Linked DNA regions of Mus musculus: region 1 is linked to region 2. A link is a loop called in an ENCODE intact Hi-C map of the cell type or tissue named here. Cell type or tissue: left cerebral cortex. All regions are shown on one strand. Each heading gives the region's core, and the rest is flanking DNA. Links, peaks and the distances in the headings are about the cores only. Region 1 overlaps Mllt1 (myeloid/lymphoid or mixed-lineage leukemia; translocated to, 1). Region 2 holds the start of Clpp (caseinolytic mitochondrial matrix peptidase proteolytic subunit).

Region 1 (10,672 bases), core at 2,673-10,672, 91 kb before region 2:
CCAATAAGTTTTGCTAAATAGTACAAATTTAGGGAATTCAAACTTTGTGTGCATACATGTTTTTAATAAAAACTGCATGTACATGTATGCCTGTGGATAAGAGGTTAAACTTCCCCCTATATTAACCTCCCCTTTTTCTTTCTTTCCTTCTTCCCTCCCTCCCAATAGGGTCTTTCACTGAACCTGAATATGGTCAGACTCCACAGGCTCAGTCAGCCCTAGAAACCCTTGCCTTGGAGTTTGCAGCTGGAGGTGAAGAGGGCTCAGTGGTGATGAGCGCTCGCTGCTCTCCCATGATCCCAGTATGGTCCTTAGAACCTACAGTGCCTAGCTCATAGTGACCTGCAACTCTAGCTCCGGGGATCCAATACCCTCCTCTCACCTCCCAACACGACAGACAGACACATAGAAAATCTCAGAAGGCCCATAGACAAGTGCACATGTTACACCTGGCTCCATGTAACTTCTGGGAGGGAAGCCCAGGTCCCAAGCTTGCAGAGCAGCATTTTAACAAACCATCTTCCGGCCTTCATATTTCTGAGGCACCCATGGATCTCTCTGCTAGCTCTTGTCACCATAGGGTGATGAGCAAGCATTAGTTAGTTAGCAAGTGTCTGACGACAGTTACACCAATAGCTTGCTGGAACGACTCTGGCAGGCAGAGTCCTGCTTAGTGAAGGGTCTGGGATGGTAGTGCCAAGCTCCAGGGACTCCAGAAGAGTCCATGTGATTGCTGCCACCTGTGCAGAGGTTGCTCGCTTACTACTCATGTTCAGATCCAACGGCACAGAGACCTGCAGACCGGCCTCTAGAAGTGACAGGAGGGACACACTCACTACCAACAAGCTGTGAGATGACCAGCCTCAGTGCTGCTGAGCTGTGCCTGGGTGAACCCCCAGTTTCTACTTGCTAACAGAACTCAAGAGGGGGCTACCCTGTGGACGTAGTAGCTAAGGATGTGGGCTTCTGTGTACCACTCAGGTGTGTGTCATTCATGCACCTGTGACCCTCTAGGTGGAACTCAGGTCTGGAAAATGGGCCCAGTGTGAGTGATGTCAGAGGCTCATGGGTTTTGGAGTCTCTGCATGGGGTGCCCTCTTTCCTATTTCCACCCTCCTGCTGGCCCACCCATCATCCCAGGACCCCAGTGTGTTGTAACCAGCCCTCACTACCTGCTTGCAAGGGAACAGCAGAGATGTGTAACACCCTTCTACATAGGTTCCCACTGGCTCTTCCCATTCCTCACTGAATTGAAGGCAGGCCACCCACTGCTCCCATCTCACTTTATTTTCTATAAAACTCCTCCATCATTTCACAATTTAACAAAAAAGTTTAAAATGCGGGACAAATGGCCCTGCAGCTTGTTACAAACACAGCTCTCCTGGTCCCTCTGTCCAGGGCTCGTCTGGGCCAGTGACGTGTCTATTCATGGAGACATGTCTTGTGAAGCCCTGGGGAGGGATAGGTATCCAATACCTTTTGCACTCAGTGTCATGAACTGGTTCAGGAGGCTGCAGCAAAGGGACTCACTGAGGGTATACATAGTGCCACCCCTTCCTATGGACAAGTCCCTAGAACCCTCGGCTCTGGCTGCAGGCTGCTGCTTTAGGCTTCCAGACAGCCAGTATGGGCCCCAGAGTGGCTCTGGAGGACAGTGGTGTGACCTTCTGGCCAGAGGAGGTAACTGAAGAGATGGGTGGGTGTTTTCAGGACGACCCTGGAAGCATCTGGAAGGACTAGACACCAAGGCCCAGGGCAGCAGAAGGGCTGGGCCGCTAGCGACCATGAGAGGAAGAATGGTGCCCTGGGCTGAGGCTGTTTGGGACCCTGGCGCACTCCATGTGGAGGCCAACAGCTGCCACGATGCCAGGGCCTTCTATGAAAAGGCTTAGAGGCTGCAGAACACCTGATGGAGAGTATTGTCGGCCTGTGTGGAAAGAGGTTGGGGCACGAGCCCTGTTTCCTCCCAGCTATAGGGAGTGTGAACAGGGGCTACAGGCAGAGGCCTTTTCCTTTCTCTGGGGGTAAAGGAAGCCTTAGAGGCTGGGGTCCCCAGGAGTGTTCAGGATCTTCCTGACAGATAGTTTGGGAGTGGGACAGACAGGGAGAGGGAGCTGGGAGGCCAGGCCTCCAGGGGTGAACCCACAATGGGGAGGAAGCAACACATCGAGGCAACTGTGAGCTGGCTTCAGCTCAGGCCTCTTTCAAACACCTTGGTTGGGGCACAAACACCGACAACTGAAGTTGGGGAAGGGGTGGCACTCCAGGCTCAGACAGGGGAAGGGGGCTGGCTTGACCCCTGGCAGTTTGCAGGGCACAGGTCCAAAGCCTCTCCAGGCGCACATGTGGCCAGGAACAGAGGCAGTCTAGGGTTGGGCCGGCCTCACACACACCATCCTATCATATTTGGCAAAAGCTCATGTTTTCAAAGTTCAAAGACTTGATCAGTGAGAGAGCAGAGGAGGAGGCCCACGGGGAATGGTGGCCCAGGAGTGCTGCCAGTCCAGCTAGCCTTGGAACTGTGGGTGCTTAGCTGGCACATGGCTGCAGTGGTGGCCCTTGGGGTCCCAAGATTGGTGCCCATTGTAGTGTTCTCTGGCCTGGGGCCTCGAGAGGCAGTGGCATCCTAGGATCTAGAGGGGAGATCCTCTGTGCCTCCAGCAGAGGGGTGGCCTGAGCCCCCCGGCTGCTGGCTGCACCTGGAGCACACACATGCACAAGGCTGCATGGCAGAAGCAGGTGCACATAGCTGGCTCTGGCCAGGCTAACGGACCCTCAAGTCTAGGAGGCAGGCCAGCTGAGAGAGGCCTGTGAACTGTGTGGAAGACTGTGGTCATCCTGGCCACCCAGAGAGGCCCAGGCAGTAATCTGCCATTCAGTCCCACCCACAATGGACAACTGGCAGGGACTAAGTGAGGGGCTGCAGGCCACGTGTGTCCTATGTCACCCCACCCTGTGTGTGGCCTGCAGCACCCCTTCATCACCAACCACTGAGGGGTACTGGGGCACCATGGTTAGTTGGGGGTGGTACCGGGAGCGGAAGCCATGGCGGGCCAGCCCTCATGCCCAGCCCCTCCCGTGCCCACCATGCCCACCGTGGCTCCACAGTGGCAGCCGGGGTCATGTGGCCACGGCCTCCAGGCAGCTCTGCAGCTTGCGAACAGTGCTTTCATCCAAGGAGAAAAGGTCAAAGTCGAAGGTGGTGTTGGTGACATTGAAGTGGCCAGTCTCCTCGATCAGATTGACAATCTGTAAGGCGGGTGGGATGGATTCAGGGAACTGCTCTGGGTACCAATGCCCAGGCCTGAAAGGAGGGGCTCAGTACCTGCTGCAGCACATTGCGCTCGCGCAGAGCCATCAGTCTCCGGTGCAGCTCCACCAGCTCATCCGTGTAAGCCTGGGGAGAAGCACGGCAGTGGGCCGGGGGCACCAAGTGGAGCCCAGCTCCAGGCACCACCTGTCCACACCCTCAGGCCCACACAGACCCACCTTGTCATAGGTAGCCTTCTTCAGCATCTTTTCGGGCTTGCTGCAGGGCTCGGGGCTCCTCCGACCAGACACCTGTGGGGACCCCGGACCCGTGAGCTGCATGCAGCACGCATTCCTCAGACCTCCCAGTATAGCCACGGAAGCGGCTGAGAGCCGGACTCCACTCACCTTGCTGCTGGGAGGGGGCGGCTTCTGGGGAGGCAGGGGCTCACGGCCAGGCAGGCAGGAGTCTGCGCTGTTGTCACTCTCGCTGTCACTGAAGCTTAGCCTGGAGAGCAGTGGGGCGGTGTTAGAGGTAACATGTTCACGCCTTCCCACCCAGCTCTGAGCACCAGGACCATCAGACTTCCCTCTCGCTGCTTCATGAGAACCTATGGCTGACCCTCCATATCCCAGTAACCAGAGACCATGGGGGCAAGCCTCAGACCCTGCTGTAGTCCTGCAAAGCAGGTTGTACAAGGGTTACACAGAATGATGTGCAGCCCGGGTACCCGAGTGTCAGATGTGCTTAGCCCACAGTGGGTAGGATTACTGAATCACACTGCACCAGCAGGTCTGAGTAGTCAACCCCCACCCCCGACTCTTAGCTCCATAAGCTCAGTGAATGTGCAAGAAGCTCTTGGGGACCCCAGGTAAGCATTGCAACACAGTAGTCTCCTGACACGCTAACTGGCTCCAGCGTTAGTTCTTGCACCATGTGGGCTTTGGGGTCAAACCTAGGTTCCTCAGGACTGGTGGCAAGTGACTTTACCCATTAAGCCAGCCACCAGGGCACTTCCTCCCTCAGCTCCCACAGTCAGTTGGTTTTATATCCAGGGCTCCTGCTCTGTGGCTGCAAGCCAGGCTCTAGGTCAGACTGTTACCAGGCAAGCACAACCTCAGCTTCCCCTCGCTTTTGCCTCTCTCTGTGCTCAACAGCTGGGGATGCTGGACCTTGGACCTCCTTAGGGAGCATGCCAGCACCTCGTGTGTGCGTGCGTGTGTGCGTGTGTGTGTGTGTGTGTGTACTCTACCTGCAGTGAACTCGTAAGCACACTACTCTACAGCAGGGCCAATGGAGCCCTGGGGTGCTATCCATCTCTAGCTCTGCCTGTCACAGCCTAGTGTTCAGCTTATTGGAGGCCTAGAAAGAGAGACCCCCTAGATGTCCCATTCTGGGGACCTGGGGTAAGGACCTGGGAGAAGCCTACAACTCCCCTACCCTGGCTAGCATGGGAAGCTGACTCCCATCCTCCAGGATTCCTGTCATGTCCAGCTTCCCACAGGTAGCTAACCTTACTCTACAGTGTAGTGTGGATGCCAGCGAAGGCCATGCTGAAAAGGAAAGCCTGGCCAACTCCCAGTCCCCGAGCCCGCCCTAGCAGTGCTGCCCACACACCTGGACTCCCGGCCTGGGTTGGCCTTGCCGGTGTTCTCCTCTCCTGACGATGAGTCATCCTCATCAGAGCCCTCAGACTGCAGGTCCTCCACCATGGAGCGCAGGGGTCCTGAGGGCAAATGGAGGGGAGAGCTGAGCCTCTGGCTGCCTCCCCCAGGGCCACCCCAGACTCATCACCACCTGTGGGGTCCCTCTGGCCAACAGCAGGTTCCCCACCCCTACCTTCCTGGCCTTCCTCATAGGCTTCAGGTTCCTGGTCTGCTAGTGGCCTGTAAGATCCCTCCATCACAGCAGCCAAAGGCTCAGAACCCAAGTGGGCCAGCAAGGACCAGAGTCCCCGCACAGCCTGCACCCCTCTGTGAGGATGCCCAGTATTTCAGTAGCCCTACATGGTGCTCTGGTCCACCGTCCTCCCTTTTCTCCAGAGGCACCCAGTTCCAGTCCCCTACAGATGGCATCTTGGTTTATATTCCTGTTGCCAAGGCAACAGAGGGACACAAAGCCCTCAATTACCTTGGTCACATGATGTCGATTCAGCTGGTTCCCTATCCAGCAGATAAAAACCTTGGAGAGTATAGGCTTCAAGAATGCCATCCCCCAGCCAAGCTCCTGCCCCCCGAAAAGGCTGACACCATGGGAGGCAGGCAAAGGTTCCTCTGAGGCTGGTTACAGTAGCCAGCCTAGTTTCCAGTCCCTCCCTGGGGAGAACCACTAGAGTAGCCAGGCCCAGCACACAGGCTGCCATTTGATGGGCTGGCACAGGGTGGGCCTGCACTGCTGAGTGAGTCTATCAGAAGGAAGTAGGTTTCTATAGCTGCAGGTCTTTGAACCCCAGGGACTGAGCAGGCTTCTGGGCGAGCACAAGTACTTGCCATTTACAAATCCTAGACCACCAGGAGCTGACAGCGTGGGCCTCTACTGCCTCCTGGGTGTTGAGGTCAGCACAGGGGAAAGGAATGCCAGCCCAAAGGAGGGTCTGGCCCAGGGGCACTCAGCCCAGGGGTGCAAACCCAGGCTCAGTCTTTCTGAAGCAACAGGCAGACCAGACCTAGCCTGATCCTCTCCCTGGCTCATTTGTGCTCCTCCCTAGGCCAGGCCTACTGCCTTGCCTCCACTCCTGTGTCTCCTACCTCTACCCCTTCTACCAGCTCCAGCTCCCCTTCGGACCCACCTTGGCTGTGGTTCTGAGACGGCTCAAAGTCTGAGTCAGAGCTGGAGTCAGAGCTGGAGCTGGCATTAGCTGGGCTTGACTGGGCCGACTTCAGCCCACGCCAGGGCAGCACAAGAGGGAAAGAAGAGATTGTCATCTTGCAGGTCAGAGGAGGGGGTAATGAAGGGGCCAAACAGTTCAAGGCACCCAGGATAGCCTTCTGCCCCAGCTCACATAGAGCCTGAGGCTGGTGAAGACAGGAAACACAGAATTCTCAGTAAAGCTGCCTGCCTTACTGGGGGTTCAGACAATGACCAAAAGCCCAAATCCTACCCAAGCCTCACCACCACCCACCAGCCGCACAGGAGTGATGGCAGGACTGTCTGCCACAAACACCATGGAGCAGGGCACACCTTAACTGGTCTTCCTGTAGCTGCACAGGGATGAACTTAGCCACCAGGGGGCAGTGACAGCCTGGACATCACACAAGGCAGGAGGCTTCCACTGTGTGAGTGAGCCCTTCAGTGAATACTGGGAGGCAGGTGTGTGTGTGTGCGTGTGCGTTTGTGTGCGCATGACATGTGGTGTGTGAAGTGCAGTGTGTGCACTGTGTGTGGTGTGTGCTGTAGCATGTGTGTTACACATGGTGTTGGGGATGTGGCCATGACACACACACAGTTGTTACAGATACCAGCAGGTGGGATGCGAACAAGCAGCAGGGACAGCTGAGCTTAGCCCTGGGGCAGAGTGGCTACAGCCCTTCTCTTCCCCGGGTCACAGGGTCGGGTGGGAATAGGACATGCCCACTGTGGGAGAGCCCAGGATCCAGAGCTAGTCAGCCCTCAGCCCTGCCCAGAACAAGGGATAGGGAAGTGCTTGCCTACAAAAGACTTTAGCTTGGGCAAAGCGGCCTGCCTGGGAGGGAACATTCCAGACTGAAGGAAGAAACTGCCCTATGCAGGGCTCACTGGAGCCCAGCCCACTGGAGCCCAGCTGTGTGTGTATGGCTTCTTCTCACTACCTTCCTACTGGTCAGCGGGAGTGCTGAGGGAACCTGCCCTAGGCACCCATAAGTCTGCCCACTGTGAAGTTCTCAGGGTAGAACCTCACAGACCAGTCCTGGAGCCAAGGCACCCTCCCTTGCACACACCCAACCTCTTAGTTTTCCCTGGGCACAAAGTGATGAAAAACGGCTGCTATCTGGCATTGCTCCAGGTCAGGGCAGGCTCTAGATTCAAGCCTCAATTTCCCTACCTATATGGGAGTGGCTCTACAGGTCCCTGCTTGGATCAATGTCCTACCTACTAGGCTCAGGCACAAACCAGGAGCCTCAGTGGGCTTGTGGTGGTCTGCACACCACTTGCCACCGTCTCTACAGTGACCTGAGGGGCAAGGACTAATGGAATCTGGAAACATTTCTCATTAGAGAGGCCCAGGAGGTGACCAGCAGGCACCCATAGCACTACAGCTACCACACTTCTCCCATGGCCCTCGGTGGCTAGGACTGAATGGTCCAGGAACCAGAAGGGCCTGGGGTGTGGACCGCAGTGCAGAGGAGAGCGGCAAGGCCAGCAAGCTTCCAGCAGCAGCTGCTCCCTCCTCAGGGCTGCCTGTCTCTTGCCCCAGCAGCTGAGGCAGTGCTCTGACTGTTCAGCCTGCACTCGGCTCTAGCCTGGAGGCAGTGGCACCGGGAGAGGAAGTGCCCATACACTGTCCTTGCCTGGGACAAAACATCCGTGCACAGCTCTCAGGAAGGGCTGGTTCCCCAGCTGCATAAGAGCCCTGTCCTGGCGCCTGGGGGAGGAGAAGCAGAGGTCAAACCTGGCAGCCCAGTGTTTCAAGACATAGGCCCGGAGCCCAGATAGCTCCAGTGATGAGCGCTGGAAGCTACTCACAGTTCTGCTCTCGCTGAGAACTGTGGGAAGTCACTAGCACCCAATAAGCACAGTGGCAGGAGCACTAGGTTACAGAGCTCTCGACCCCAAACCAGTTCAGGATAGCCCCAAGAGCATCTTCAAAGCTTCTTACCCAGGGCCCTGACACAGGCAGGCAATTCTCTAGGAGTTGGCCAACTGCACCCTATACCTTGCCTTGTGCAGAGACAGGAAAGAGAGCTCTGTACTGTTCAGTGGCCATCCCGTACCTTCCTGATGGGGAGTAGGCCCAAGGCCCACCGGGAAAGGGAGAACACAGAGGGATGAACTCTCTGGTTAATCTTCAAGAGTCAGCAGTGTCTACCTAGTCACCAAAGCTGCCCATCCACTGAGGAGCATGAGGGCTAGAGCTGTTAACTCAAGTGCTACAAGGCCCATACCATCCAGGGACCCCAGCTACCACTGCATGGGCAGGAGAGAGCTGACCCAGGGGAGACAGCAGCCTGGCAAAGGGACAGCCACCACCCCCTGCTCACCTCTGACCGGAAGGAGGCCTCATCCTCTGAGTTTGAGTCTTCAGTCTGCAGAGTCCGCTTGGCCTCCCGAGGCTCACTCTCTGCCTTCCCCTTGTCACCTTTGCTGTTCTTGTCCCTGGCCACCTTCTTGTCAGGAAAGGAGGAAGCTCGGGGTGAGGTGCCTGGTGCACGCCGTGTCCCCTTTGACCCACTCTTTTTAGGCTTTTTGGCGCTGAGCTTCGGTGAGTCCGTGGCAGCTGGCCTCTTGCTGGAGGCCTTGGGCAGGGTAGGAGGCTGGGGCACCCCCTTGGGGGACAGGCTCTCCAGCTTGGTTTCCTTTAGGGCCATCTTGGGCTCCTTGAAGGCAGCCTTGGGCACTGGGGCCTTCTCCTCCTTGGGCAGCTTGCGTGCAGCATCCTTGGCACTCTTGGGCTCACGCTCCGGCTCCTTGGAGCAACTCCTGCTCTCTGAGTCCTTGCGCGGCCGCTCACGGTGCTCCCTGGCCACCTTGTGTGGTTTGGAAGCCTTGCCACTCTCCTTGTTGGCATCCTACAAGGCCAAGGGCAGGGAAGGTGAGGAAGATGTGTTAGCGGCACTCCGGGGCCGCCTGGCTTTGCCACCCCAACCTGGGCAAAAGCTGATCGGCCTGTTTGGAATGTGTAGAGAGAATCCGCAGAGTGAAAGGCTGTGACCAACAGACACACCAGAGCAGTGCCCGCAAACCTGCAGGGTCACAAGTGCCCACAGCTGCCCACATGTGGGAGACCTGAGGCTGCCCCTGACAGGAAGGTGCTGGCCATCCTCCATCCTTGAGGCCCTAGTCCATGTCCTCAATACTCGCATCCCATTTTGGAATGCTCAACTCACGCCTCCACCAGTTCTAGCCTTCTCTTCAGAAGGCACAGCCAGTGGCCAGGCAAAGAGCTCAGAGTTAGCCAGGCAATAGCTCTTTCATGCAGACCATAACCCAGGACAGACATGGCCGAAAGTACCACCAAGAACACCAAGCCGGTGGGACAAATACCTGGCACAAGGGGCTACGTAACACACTTGGACCACCCAGGAGTCTAGGGTCAGATGAAGCTGCCTGAGGACTCCAACCTATGCCACTGGCCATGTTCCTATAAACCTGACAAGGGACACTGCAGCTGGCATGAGTGTGATAAGTGCCTCATAGAGACTGGGAGGAGGGGGGCTGTCCCCCAGTAAGCCACAAGGGAGGCAAGAAATGGAAATCATGTGGTCCTCACCCTCTCTTGCAGAGGAAAAGCTTGCAGGACTGCAGGGCAAGATGGCTGACAGGAATGTGCCCACGGCTGTGAGTGGTTGACAGGAACCACTCTCCTGGGGTCATGCCCAGGAAACTAGAGTCAACTAGCACTCCATAGTGAGACCCAGTCTCAAACACAGGAAAATCACTTGTATCTGTGAAGGCACAGTCAGTGAGGATGAGGTCATCACAGGCTCAATGCTGCCCTCACAGTGAAGAGGTGCACTTCCGAGAGGCTGCCAAGGCTCACGGCCTAGTATCCAGTAGAGTGACACAGTCCATGCCTCCAGGGGAACAGGTCTGGGTGGGCCTGGTTCCAGCTGCAGGTTCCTGACAACAATCCCTGAGAGGTTCACCTCCTGCTCACTGTGGCCCCGTGCAACCACCAGAGACTGCTCAGCCAGAGTAGCACAGGGGCTGACACTCGGGTCTAGACCACACTCTAAGGCTGGGGCTTCTGGGAGAGTCATCTAAAAAGAAGAAACTCTGTGCTGCCCAGAAGTCTGTGGAAGCCCATGCAGCGTTCCACAGTGGTGCTAGAGAAGGCTTGCCACCAGAGAGGCACCTGTGAGGCATAGCAGCCTCATCCTTCATTGCTTCTGTGGACGCCAAACAACAAGGGCTGGGGGAGAAGCCCCAGGTTGCTAGTGAAGACTGGCCTCTCCTCCAACCTCCAAAGGTCAGTGAAGGTTGACATCAGGGCTTGGTTAGGACTCCAAGATGCTGACCAGCTTGAGGATGTCACAGGCCTGTTAGCCTTGTGGAAAGAGGCGGAAGGAACCTGCCCTGGTGCTTGCTTCTCTTCCTGTGGTGCCTATGGATAAGATGGCCCAAGGGTGCTAGAGTCTCACGGGGATGCCCAGCTGACAATGCCCTATAGGCCAGTGAAGCAAGAAGGATGTGAAAATGAAGGACAGATACACAAGGTCATCGCCACCCTCAGAGGGTCCAAAGAAGGCCAAGTACCCAGGTGTCTCGAGGGACAGACCTGAGGTT
Region 2 (10,894 bases), core at 2,895-10,894:
TGGTGCCCGGTACATGCATCCTGTGCCTGGCAGAGGTGCGCCAGCTGAGTGAGTGAGCCTAGGAGTGCCCAGCCAGGGAGAGGTGGAGACAGAACAGCTCAGGGCCCTGGAGCAGGCTGAGAGGAAAAACCTGCTGGGTGGCTCCCTATTGCACCAGGGTAGCCTGGCAGATGTGCACGGTAGGGCACCGAGGCTGCCTTAGGCAGCTGCTGAGGGGTGGTGTTCTTTGAGTTGGGCGACAGTAAGCAGGGAGGAAGCCTCCCAAGCTGGCACTTGAGGAGCAAGACATGAGGGACTGACTGCTGTAATACTGTGGTGATAAGGGGCTAATATTGGGTTTAGGGCATAGAGTACTCAGATAGCACTCACAAAGCTCAGAGGCACTCACAAAACCAGGGTGGTGGTGACATTTGTCATCCAAACGCTCAAGAGGCAGGGACAGGAGGACCGGGAGATTAAGATCAGTATTTGCTGGAGAGTGAGGCCTTGTCTCAAAAGACAAGGTAAGGTCTGGCAGGCCATCCACACCTTTAACCCCAGCACTCCAGAGGCAGAGGCAGGCAGGTCTCTATGAGTTCAAGGCCAGCCTGGTCTACAGAGCGAGTTCCAAGACAACCAGGGTTACACCGAGAAACCTGTCTTGAAAAATATATAAGTTGAGTAATTTAAATAAATAAATAATTAATTAAAATACGATAACAAAATAAAACCTTAGCCAGGCCTGTTTGCACACACCTTTAATCTGTGAGTTTCAAGCCATCCTAAGCTACATAGAGAGTTCTAGGCTGGGCTACCTAGTGAGACCTGCCTCAAAACAAAAACAAAGGGGCTGGTGAGATGGCTCAGCGGTTAAGAGCGCCGACTGCTCTTCCAAAGGTCCTGAGTTCAAATCCCAACAACCACATGGTGGCTCACAACCATCTGTAACAAAATCTAATGCCCTCTTCTGGAGTGTCTGAAGACAGCTACAGTGTACTTACATATAATAAATAAATAAATATTAAAAAACAAAACAAAACAAAAACAAAAAGCCCAAGAAATCAAAAATAGAATTAGGGTTGCAGCTCAGTAGCAAGTATGTGCCTAGAATCTGTAAAGGCTCCGTTTTCCATCCCAGTACTGAAAAATCATGTATATGTGTGTTTATATGTATACACACACACACACACATACATATACATATGTGTGTGTCTACATGCATATACATGCACATTTGTGTATATATGTGATGTTTATATATGTGTGTGTGCATATATTTGATGTGTGTATATATGTATGTATATACATATAAATATGTATGTACATATATGTATGTATATGTGCATGTGTATATATGTAATAAGTGCATATATAAACATATATATGTCTATATATGAATTTGTGAATAATGTGTGCATATGTGGATATATATATATATGTGTATACATATGTATATTATATATGTATATATGTAGTGTACACGTGCATATATGAATATATGTGTATATATGTGCATGCGCATGTGTGTATGTATATGCATATATATCTGTGTGCGTGCATGTAGAGATGCATATATATAATGCATTGTATGCATATGTGTATAAATGTATGTACTCATGTGTATGTATATGAGTATATACATGTATGTATGTGTATGTTATACATCTATGCATATGTACATGTGGGTATACATATTTATATGCATGTATATATGTATGCATGTAAGTGCATGTGTATTTATGTGTATATATATATATATATATGTGTATGAATATGTGTCAGTGTCTGATGTTCTTGGCCTCTAGACCTCTGAGCCTGTCTGCTCACAGTGCCCTCTCTAATCTTTGCTTCCCAAATTCAGAGATCTGCCTACCTCTGCCTCCCAAGGGCTGGAATTAAAGGTGTGTTTCTCATCTTTTAACTTGTGTGTGTGTGTGTGTGTGTGTGTGTGTGTGTGTGTGTTATATGTGAGGGCCTGCAGGACACATCTGGATGTCAGAGGACAGCTGTGTGCAGTGAGTTCTCTCCTCCCACCTTTACATGACTTCCAGGATTGGCTTGAGCAGGAAGAACTTTCAGTTCAGGAGTCACATGCCAAAGGTACAGTAATTTATTACCCTCTGTGTGGGTGTGCTGGAGTCCTGAAGGGACCATCCGTGATCTCTTCTATCACTCTCTTCCCATCCCTTTAAAGCAATGTGTCTTCCAGAACCTGAGGTTGATGTCTCTCTCTCTCACCCTCCAAGCAGTCCCCAGTAACCCTGTCTCTTCATGCTCAGAGCTGGGGTGACGTGTTTTCAGATACTTGTTTTGTGAGTGTCGGAATCTGAACTTCGGTCTCAAGATGATGTGCAAGGGCTATGAGCCGAGAGCCCTTTCTTTAGCCTCTCCATCATGCTTTTGGAGGCAGGGTCTATCACTGAACCTGATAGAAGGGCAGCAGAGAGCCCAGGGAGCCTCTGTCTCTGCCTCCAGGAAGTGGGCAGGGGGTGAGGGGTGGGGGTGGGTGCAGGCGCTGAGACCTGCACTCACATGGATGCTGGAGCTTAAAAGAGAACCCTCAGGGCAGGTACTTCCCTTCCTGAGCCATCTCCCCGAGATGCCTTTGAGTTCCCCATCTCCTTGTCTTTGCTTCCCAAGTGCTGGAAAGACAGGCATGGGCCAGAAGGCCCAATAAGCCCTCTCTCTCTCTCTCTCTCTCTCTCTCTCTCTCTCTCTCTCTCTCTCTCTCTCCCTCCCTCTCTCTCTCTCTCTTCCTCCCTCCCGCTCTCTCTAATTTATCTTTTAAAAAATGGGTTCCTAAAACTATTACATGTGCGCATGTGCCTTTGTGTGTGCACATGAACGTCGCACCCTCAGAGTCCAGGAGGGGCATCTGATTTGCTGGAGTTAACGTTACAGGAAGTGGTAAGCTGCTTTCTCCATGCGGGTTCAGATTTCCAGGCCCTCTCTAAGAGCCGCCATTTGTTCCTCCAGTAATGCAGGCAGTTCCACTGAGATCAGTCCAACACAACTAGAACCTTTGGCCTTGGCCATCTTCCAGAAATCCCAGCTAGTTCCAGGTGTGCCAGTACACATCTGTTCTAACACTCTGCAGGTGGAGGCCGGAGGATCGGGAACCCAAGGTCATCCTCGGCTACACCAACTGAGGAGATGTGCTGTGTCCATGTCTGTGGTGCCTAGGTTCTCTTCCTTTCTCTTCTATCCTTTACAGTTACTTATTCATTATGTGCATGTGAGAGGTCAAAGGACAGCCCAAGAGAATTGGTTCTTTCTTCCACCTGTGGGTACCAGGGATCGAACTCAGGTCCTTGGATCCCCCCCCCCCCCAGGCCTCTCACCCACTCCTGTGTTCTCCAAGTGAGTCACAGACTTGATTCATCTTGGAAGGTAATGGACACAGTGTAACAGCACACACCTGACAATGGGCGGCATCATCAGGTCATCCTTGGCAATGGAGCCAGTAGCAGGCCAGCCTGGAGGATAAGAGACCTGTCTCTAAATAAATAAATAAATAAATAAATAAATAAAAAATAAACCAAAGAGAGACCTGCAAGGCTGGGTGTGGCTATGGACAACTTTAATCCCAGCACTCAGGAGGCAGCTCTCTGAGTTTCGGGCCAGTCTGGTCTACAGAGTGAGTTCCAGGACAGCCAGGGCTACAGAGAAACTTGTCTCAAAAAAAGAGAGAGAGTCCTTTAACAAAAGGGGATGGAGAGAGAGTCATAAACCATCTGAAGTTGCCACAGCCTTCCCTCCTGCACTGCTACAGTTGTATAACATTCTGCCCATTGTTGTTGGTCTGATACCTTCACTGAACGTGGTCTCTGAGTACAAGGGGCATCAAATAGCAACAACCGAGATGTGGGTGGGGGCCTCCACCTCCCATGCCTTGGGAGGTGATCATCCTGTAACTCACCTAATAAACTCTTTAATCACCAAGCCAGACTTGGGTGGGAAGGCTTCCAGGTGTGCTATCCAAGATAAGTGACATCTATTCACATCTCCTAGGGAGAAGTCCAGGCAACCTTCTTTCTTCCTCTCTTTCTCTTTCTTTGCTTCTGCTTCTCATTATCCTATTATCCAGGCTATCAAGTAGCTAAGGCTGTCCCTGAACTACTGATCCTCCTGTCTCCACCTCCTTAGTGCTGGGATGACAGGTCTGAGCCAGCATAGTGGGCTGAGATTCTCACAGCAGCGGTGGCTGTCTTGCCCGGAGAATTGATTCCCACAGGACAAGGATGAGCCAATGCCCCACTAGTGTCATGTTACATAACTCCACTTTCAAAACCAGTAAGTTGGCACAGCTGACATCTGTAGATTTGAATCTGGTTTCAGTAGTCTTGGCCTGTGTTCCTTAAGGTTGATCACATCTTTTCCCTGGGTACTCTCTGTGTAAACTACACTGTCATAAGCTTAATTAGCTTAAATACTACATTCAAAGGAAAGGCCATGGTGGCTCATGTCTGCCAACCCAACCCCCCAAAAGGAGGCCAGCCTTGGCAACATAGGAAGTTCCAGGCCAGCCTGTCCTAGAGACCCTGTCCCAAATAGACAAAAATCACCAAATGAGGAAATTGTATAACTCTTTGAAGAATAGAAAGCAGACTCCAACTCCTTTCCAGAACCCCCTCCCCAGAACTTCAACTTGGTTGAAATGGATTTCAAGGGCTGGAGAAAGGGCTCAGTGGTTAAGAGTACTGATTGCGGGCTGGTGAGATGGCTCAGTGGGTAAGAGCACCCGACTGCTCTTCTGAAGGTCAGGAGTTCAAATCCCAGCAACCACATGGTGGCTCACAACCATCCATAACGAGATCTGACTCCCTCTTCTGGAGTGTCTGAGGACAGCTACAGTGTACTCACATATAATAAATAAATAAATATTTAAAAAAAAAAAAAGAGTACTGATTGCTCTTCCAGAGGTCCTGAGTTCAATTCCCAGCAACCACATGGTGGCTCACAACCATCTGTAATGGGATAATGAGATCTGATGCCCTCTTCTGGTGTGTCTGAAGACAGCTATCGTGTACTCACATATATAAAATAAATAATTCTTTAAAGGAGGAGGAGGAGGAGGAGGAGGAGAGGATTTCAAGGAAAAGATAGTTACTGCATTCTAGAAAGATCCAATTGCCGGACAGACAAAGGCACTTATGTGAAAAAGGAATAGACCTATTAGCAGTGAGCCTAGCTTGGTGCTGCAGCCTCAGTAGTCCTGAGGCTGAGGCAGGAAGATCGCCATGAATTCCAGGCTAACCTGAGCATAGAGTGAGAGGCACAACAGCTTAGAGCGCTTGCTATTCTTGTTTGGACCTGGGTTTTTGACTCCCAGAACCCACATAAGGCAGCTCACAACCTTTTGTACCTTCTGCTCCAGGAGATCTGACATCTCCTTCCGGCCCCTTGCAGCACCTTTACATTCACACTTCCACAATTAAAAATAACAACAAACCTTCAAAATCAACAAAATACTTGTCATTGGGGGGGGGGTTGTTTGCTTGCTTGATTTTTTTGGTACATGTTCTCTCTATGTAGCCTTGGCTGCTCTGGGACTCCCAATATAGATCAGGCTGGCATCAAACAGAGACAAGATCCTCCTGTCTCTGCTTCCTGAGTGCTGGGATTAAAGAGGTACACTGCAGAGTGGGGCGTGGTGGTGCATACCTTTTAATCCTAGTATTTGGGAGGCAGAGGCAGGCAGATCTCTGAGTTTGAGGCCAGCCTAGTCTTCTATAGAGCAAATTCTAGAACAGCCAGGGCTACACACACACACACACACACACACACACACACACAATCTAGAAAAAAAAATGGTATGTACCACTATGCCCTGGCTTGTTTTTCTTTTAACGGCTTATTTATTTATTCCTTGGTTTTTCAAGGCAGGGTTTCCCTGAGTGCTGGGATTAAAGGTGTACACTACCACATCTGGACTATTTCTTTATTTTTTTGGGGGGGGGTGAGACAGGGTTTCTCTGTATAGTCCTGGCTGTCCTGGAACTCACTTTGTAGACCAGGCTGGCCTTGAACTCAGAAATCCGCCTGCCTCTGCCTCTCAAGTGCTGGGATTAAAGGCATGCGCCACCACGCCCGGCTATTTTTATCTTTTATTCTTTAACAATTTCACACATTTATACCAAGTGTTTACTCAGAATTATTGCTCTTCCTCCCAACACTCCTGGCACAGCCTCCTCCCACCTTCATGTCCCTTTTCTGTAACACATGGAGTCCAGGAACTGCTGCCTGCTGGGACACTGGCTGATCTAGCTGGGTTGATCTTGTCCAGCTGCTGTGAGGTCACAAGGATGATGGCCACCAGACATCCATTAGACAACCTTTCACAGCTCTTGCCCCTCTTAGAGCAAGCACTCGTAGCCAGTTCTTCCTCTGCATTCGGACTTGAGAGCCTCTGAATTTCCCGCTTCCTGCTGCAAAGTGAAGCATCTCTGACGAGGGCCCAGAGCGGCAATCTATGGGGACAAATATTCAGAAGGCAGTTTCACAGCACAACCATTTGGCAGAGCAACGGAAGGCAAGTTTCTCTCCTTGTTGTGTAACCTTGGAGTGTGGGCTCTAGTCAGGTTATAGCACTGAGCGTGGTCCCCTCCTGCAGAGCAGCCTTGAGTTCACCATAGCTCTCATGCCACCAGTGCACCAGCAGCCACATCTTGCCACCAGATGGAGTTGCAGCACTCGAGGTCCACCCCTGGATAAGACCACTTATGACTTTTGTCATAAGTGGTCTTATCCAGACCAAATGTTACCTTCTGGTACTATGAAATTGAATCAGCTGGGAGGAAATCTCCAGGTCAATTCCAGTTTGGTTTCTGCATGACCCATGAAGACACCAAAGTGACTGGTGTCTTCAGCAACTGAGTCTTGTCATCTAATTATGGTGAGCAACCCAGAGTAATGACAAGAGCCTGTGTCGTTTGGAGAGCTCTAGGGAAAAACATCTCTGGCTTTTGATGGTCATGTCTGGCTTTTATGCAATTTAAAGGTACAAGTCTCCAGTTACGCAAGTGTATCTTCCTCAGGGAACATGGCAACCGCTTTAAGTAATGCTTACATCAGGCGACAATTAAGAAAGTTCCAGAATGTGCCTGAGGTGGTAGCAGAGCATGATGTCTCAGCCCGATACAGATGTATTGTAAAGGAGCCTAGCACAGGGCAGAGGGGAGTGACACGTGGGAAAAAGTGTGGCTGCTAAAAAGAGTTGCACTGACTGCTCTTCCCAAGGTCCTAAGTTCAAATCCCAGCAACCACATGGTGGCTTACAACCACCCTTAATGAGATCTGACGCCCTCTTCTGGTGCATCTGAAGACAGCTACAGTGTACTTATGAATAATAATAAATAAATCTATATCTAAATATCTATATCTATATTATTTTTTTAAAAGAGTTGCAGGGAAGACAAAGAAGATGAATGCAGAGGTGATTGCCTGACTGTCGCAGGTTCAATGGCTCAGTTTCACCTCTTCCAAGAGCCTCCAGCTGCAACGTAGGCACAGACGAGGCAGGTATGGCGGTGGGGGGAGCTCCCAGAATCTTGGTCTTACGGCGACAGATCGAGATGGCGGGCACAGTATTTCTCAAGGTATAGGACCATGCACATGGACAGTAGGCACTGTCTACCTACCCTCCAGTTTTACTTGGACAAAAAAGGAACGCTTCTAGAAAGCTGGACGCCCTCTGAAAACGAATACAGGTGTAGCGAACGTCCAGAACTTGTGGCAAGATCCAGGCCTCCTCTCCTATCTCAGTGTTCACAATGCCCTAAACTACATTGTTCAATAAATCCCCTGGCGATTCCTGGTCTAAGTCCTGTCCCAGAGACACTCTCCTCCTTTCTCTAGCGAGCCTATACGGGAGTCAGGGGTCGCAAAGCAGCTGGGAATTGTAGTTCTGGAAGATCAATTGGTTACAGGCCAGCACGTGGACCTGATTGCTGCGGGACGATGGTGGTGGGCTGGTGCGTCCCCTAAGCCTCTTCTCACCCTTTGGTGAGCACCTCCGTGAGCTTCTTCCCGCGTGGGCACCGGGAACAGCGCAACCTCGTCCGAGAACTTCCATGGGACTAATACGCGGGTTTTTCTTATTTATTCGAACGCCTACCTCTAACGAGGACCCCACCCACAGACTTATCCCCGCCTTCTTCAGTTCCGCTTATTCTGTTCTCGGAAGTGGATGAGCCAGTGACTCCCGCAAAGCACGCCGGGTGTTGTAGTTCCGGAAGCCAAGCCGGAGTGCGCGTCGTCATGTGGCCCAGAGTGCTGCTGGGGGAGGCCCGGGTGGCTGTGGACGGATGTCGCGCTCTGTTGTCTCGCCTTGCCGTGCATTTCTCCCCGCCATGGACTGCTGTGAGCTGCTCACCCCTGCGGAGGAGCCTGCATGGAACTGCGACGCGAGCTTTCCCGCTCATCCCCATAGTGGTGGAGCAGACGGTACGGTGACCTGATGGGGACATGGCGCGGAGGCTTGTAGTCGGTCGGCGTGCAAGGGAGGATGACCTTTCACATCTTCTTTTCCCACGAAGGGTCGAGGCGAGCGCGCTTATGACATATACTCGAGGCTGTTGCGGGAACGCATCGTGTGCGTCATGGGCCCGGTGAGCGACCCCGGTCCTTCCCGGGCACACCTTGTTGTCTCACCAACATTTATCCTTTGTCAAGCTCTGTGTCATATAACCCCCTCTTCCCCCTCATCCTTGGTGACCTCCTAGACCCTAGGCCCTAGACCCTGACCTTAAACATTCTTTAAAAAAAAAAAAAAAAAACTTGAGCAAAATTTTTGCTTTGTAGTACAGGCTAGCCCCTACCTTTCCATCGTCCTGCCATAGCTTCCCAAACGTTGGAATGTAAAATGTGCATTCTTACCATAGTCTGCTGTTGTCAGCCATTCTTTGTTTCAGTTTATCCTTTGGTCTTCTGAGTCAGGGTCCCAGGCTGGCCTTGAACTCCCCATGTAGCTGACAGGACATTTGAGGGAGGGATGAGGTTCCTAAACCAGACCAGGTGTAGGCAGTGCTTAAACCCAGGGCCTTTTGCCTGCTAGGAGAGCACTCCGTCCCAGTCTTGTCCCCAGCTTAGGGTCTTCCACTATCTGGGGCTTCCCCAGCCATCTCTTCCTGTGCTGGAAATTCCTGGTTCCCAGGGCCTCAACTCCTTAAGCCTCTATCCATCCCACCTTCAACCTGAGGATACCTCTGCTCTCCCCACCTGCAGATTGACGACAGTGTGGCCAGTCTGGTCATTGCCCAGCTGTTGTTCTTACAGTCTGAAAGCAACAAGAAGCCCATTCATATGTATATCAACAGCCCAGGTAAGCCAGGACAGCCTGGTTGTGGGGTCAGAGATAGCCCCTTTGGGGAAGACATGCAGCCTTGTGCCTCCTACAGAATCTAAAATTTAAAATCGCTCAAAGCAGGGTATGGTAGTGCACACATTTAATTCCTGCACTTGGGAGGCAGAGGCAGGCTGATTTCTGAATTCGAGACCAGCCTGGTCTACAGAGTGAGTTCCAGGATAGCCAGAGCTACACAGAGAAGAACTCTTATCTCGAAAAACAAACAAACAAAAAAAAGTAAGAAAGAAAGAAAGAAACCCTTTCTCGAAAAAAAACAAAAAAAAACAAAAAGAGAGAGAGAGAAAAAAATCACTCTAAGACGGTCTCTCACTGGCCTGGAACTTTCCAAATATGCTAGTATACCGGGTCAATGAGCCTGAGGGTCCTTCTGCCTCCACCTCCCTAGTGCTAGAATTACAAGTGTGTGCTGCCATGCCTACTTTGTGGGGACTGGGGATCTGAACTTGAGTCCACATACATTTTAGCAACTGAGCAGTCTCCCTTGCTTCGAGAGTAGCTGAATTAAAACAAACAAACAAAGCCTGTTTTGAGACAGAGATAGCCCAGATCCTCTGCAGTCCTCTCACCTTAGGGATTTAGTTTAGCTGAACCACCAAACTCTGAAGAAATAGTTCATTTTTAAGAAAAATATTAAGCCAGGCGGTGGTGGCACACGCCTTTAATCCCAGCACTTGGGAGGCTGAGGCAGGCAGATTTCTGGGTTCGAGGACAGCCTGGTCTACAGAGTGAGTTCTAGGACAGTCAGGCTACACAGAGAAACCCTGTCTTGGAAAAAAGAAAAAAGAAAAGAAAAGAAAAGAAAAAGAAAAGACTGGTTAAAAAAAAGAAAAATATTAAGTTACATTTATTTCTGTGTATATGGATGGGTGAGTACATTCCACTGTGTGTGTGCGTGTAGATTAGAGGACAACCTGTGGGTTTTCCCTGATATGTATGGGTCCATGTGATGTGGGCTCCTGCCTGTCCTGTGGGTCCTGGGAATTGAGTTCAGTTTGTTAGGTTTGGTGGAGAGCACCGTCACCAGATAATACTTCTCAGCTGCTCAAGGCTGGGCGGTTTCAATGACTGGACACTGGGCGGGCTGTCAGTTAGGCACGCATCTGTCTTCTCATCCAGCTCCACGTGGACAGTAAGAAAGCTCGCGTCTGCCTTGTGCTGGGCCCGTGGGCCTGGACGAGCAGGAAGTAGCCAGCTTTACTATGTTGATGCACAGCTGAGAGGTGGCTAACAGCCCTTTGGTTCCTTTTACTTAATTCTGTGTGTGTTGTCACGTGTACGTGTCTGATCATGTCCCCCACCCCACCCCTCAAACAACATTTGCCCTTGTGGCTTGCTGGAAGGGTACTGGGGTAGGATCCCCCTGGGCCCTTACTTGCTCCACTGCCTACAGGTGGTGTGGTAACTGCGGGCCTGGCCATCTACGACACAATGCAGTACATCCTGAACCCCATCTGCACGTGGTGTGTTGGACAGGCTGCCAGCATGGGCTCCCTGCTCCTCGCTGCTGGCAGCCCGGGCATGCGCCATTCACTGCCCAATTCCAGAATC

What was found. Hi-C counts contacts between places; a loop is a spot of excess contacts. Peaks named below come from ENCODE experiments on the same cell type or tissue, not always from the same donor. Only the 100,000 strongest peaks of a DNase experiment are listed, where the experiment ranks them.
Region 1: a loop joins it to region 2, with 2.4 times the contacts of the local background. A loop is called at or near these places in 4 of 42 quality-filtered maps.

The regions. Positions count from the first base shown.
Region 1 is chr17:56,891,342-56,902,013 of GRCm38, forward strand. It overlaps Mllt1 (myeloid/lymphoid or mixed-lineage leukemia; translocated to, 1), which reads right to left. Exons shown (of 12, transcript NM_022328.2): 6 at 8,428-8,955; 7 at 6,039-6,126; 8 at 4,868-4,976; 9 at 3,658-3,757; 10 at 3,490-3,561; 11 at 3,326-3,397; 12 at 1,270-3,249. The coding sequence ends at 3,121. Among named protein-coding and RNA genes, the nearest start is that of Acsbg3, 21 kb to the left of the region's middle. In left cerebral cortex, for the core only: a CTCF peak has its summit at 6,470 (motif pointing right); DNase peaks (open chromatin) are centred at 4,888, 5,391 and 6,483; H3K27ac peaks cover 1,597 bases.
Region 2 is chr17:56,982,090-56,992,983 of GRCm38, forward strand. Clpp (caseinolytic mitochondrial matrix peptidase proteolytic subunit) reads left to right here and starts at 8,175. Exons shown (of 6, transcript NM_017393.2): 1 at 8,175-8,424; 2 at 8,517-8,588; 3 at 9,205-9,301; 4 at 10,737-10,894. The coding sequence starts at 8,239. It overlaps Gm33509 (a long non-coding RNA gene), which reads right to left and starts at 7,834. Exons shown (of 2, transcript XR_385672.4): 1 at 7,620-7,834; 2 at 6,073-6,449. Acer1 (alkaline ceramidase 1) reads right to left here and starts at 37. Exons shown (of 6, transcript NM_175731.4): 1 at 1-37. The coding sequence starts at 19. In left cerebral cortex, for the core only: CTCF peaks have their summits at 6,637 (motif pointing right) and 7,296 (motif pointing left); DNase peaks (open chromatin) are centred at 7,907 and 8,183; H3K4me3 peaks cover 2,113 bases; H3K27ac peaks cover 1,404 bases.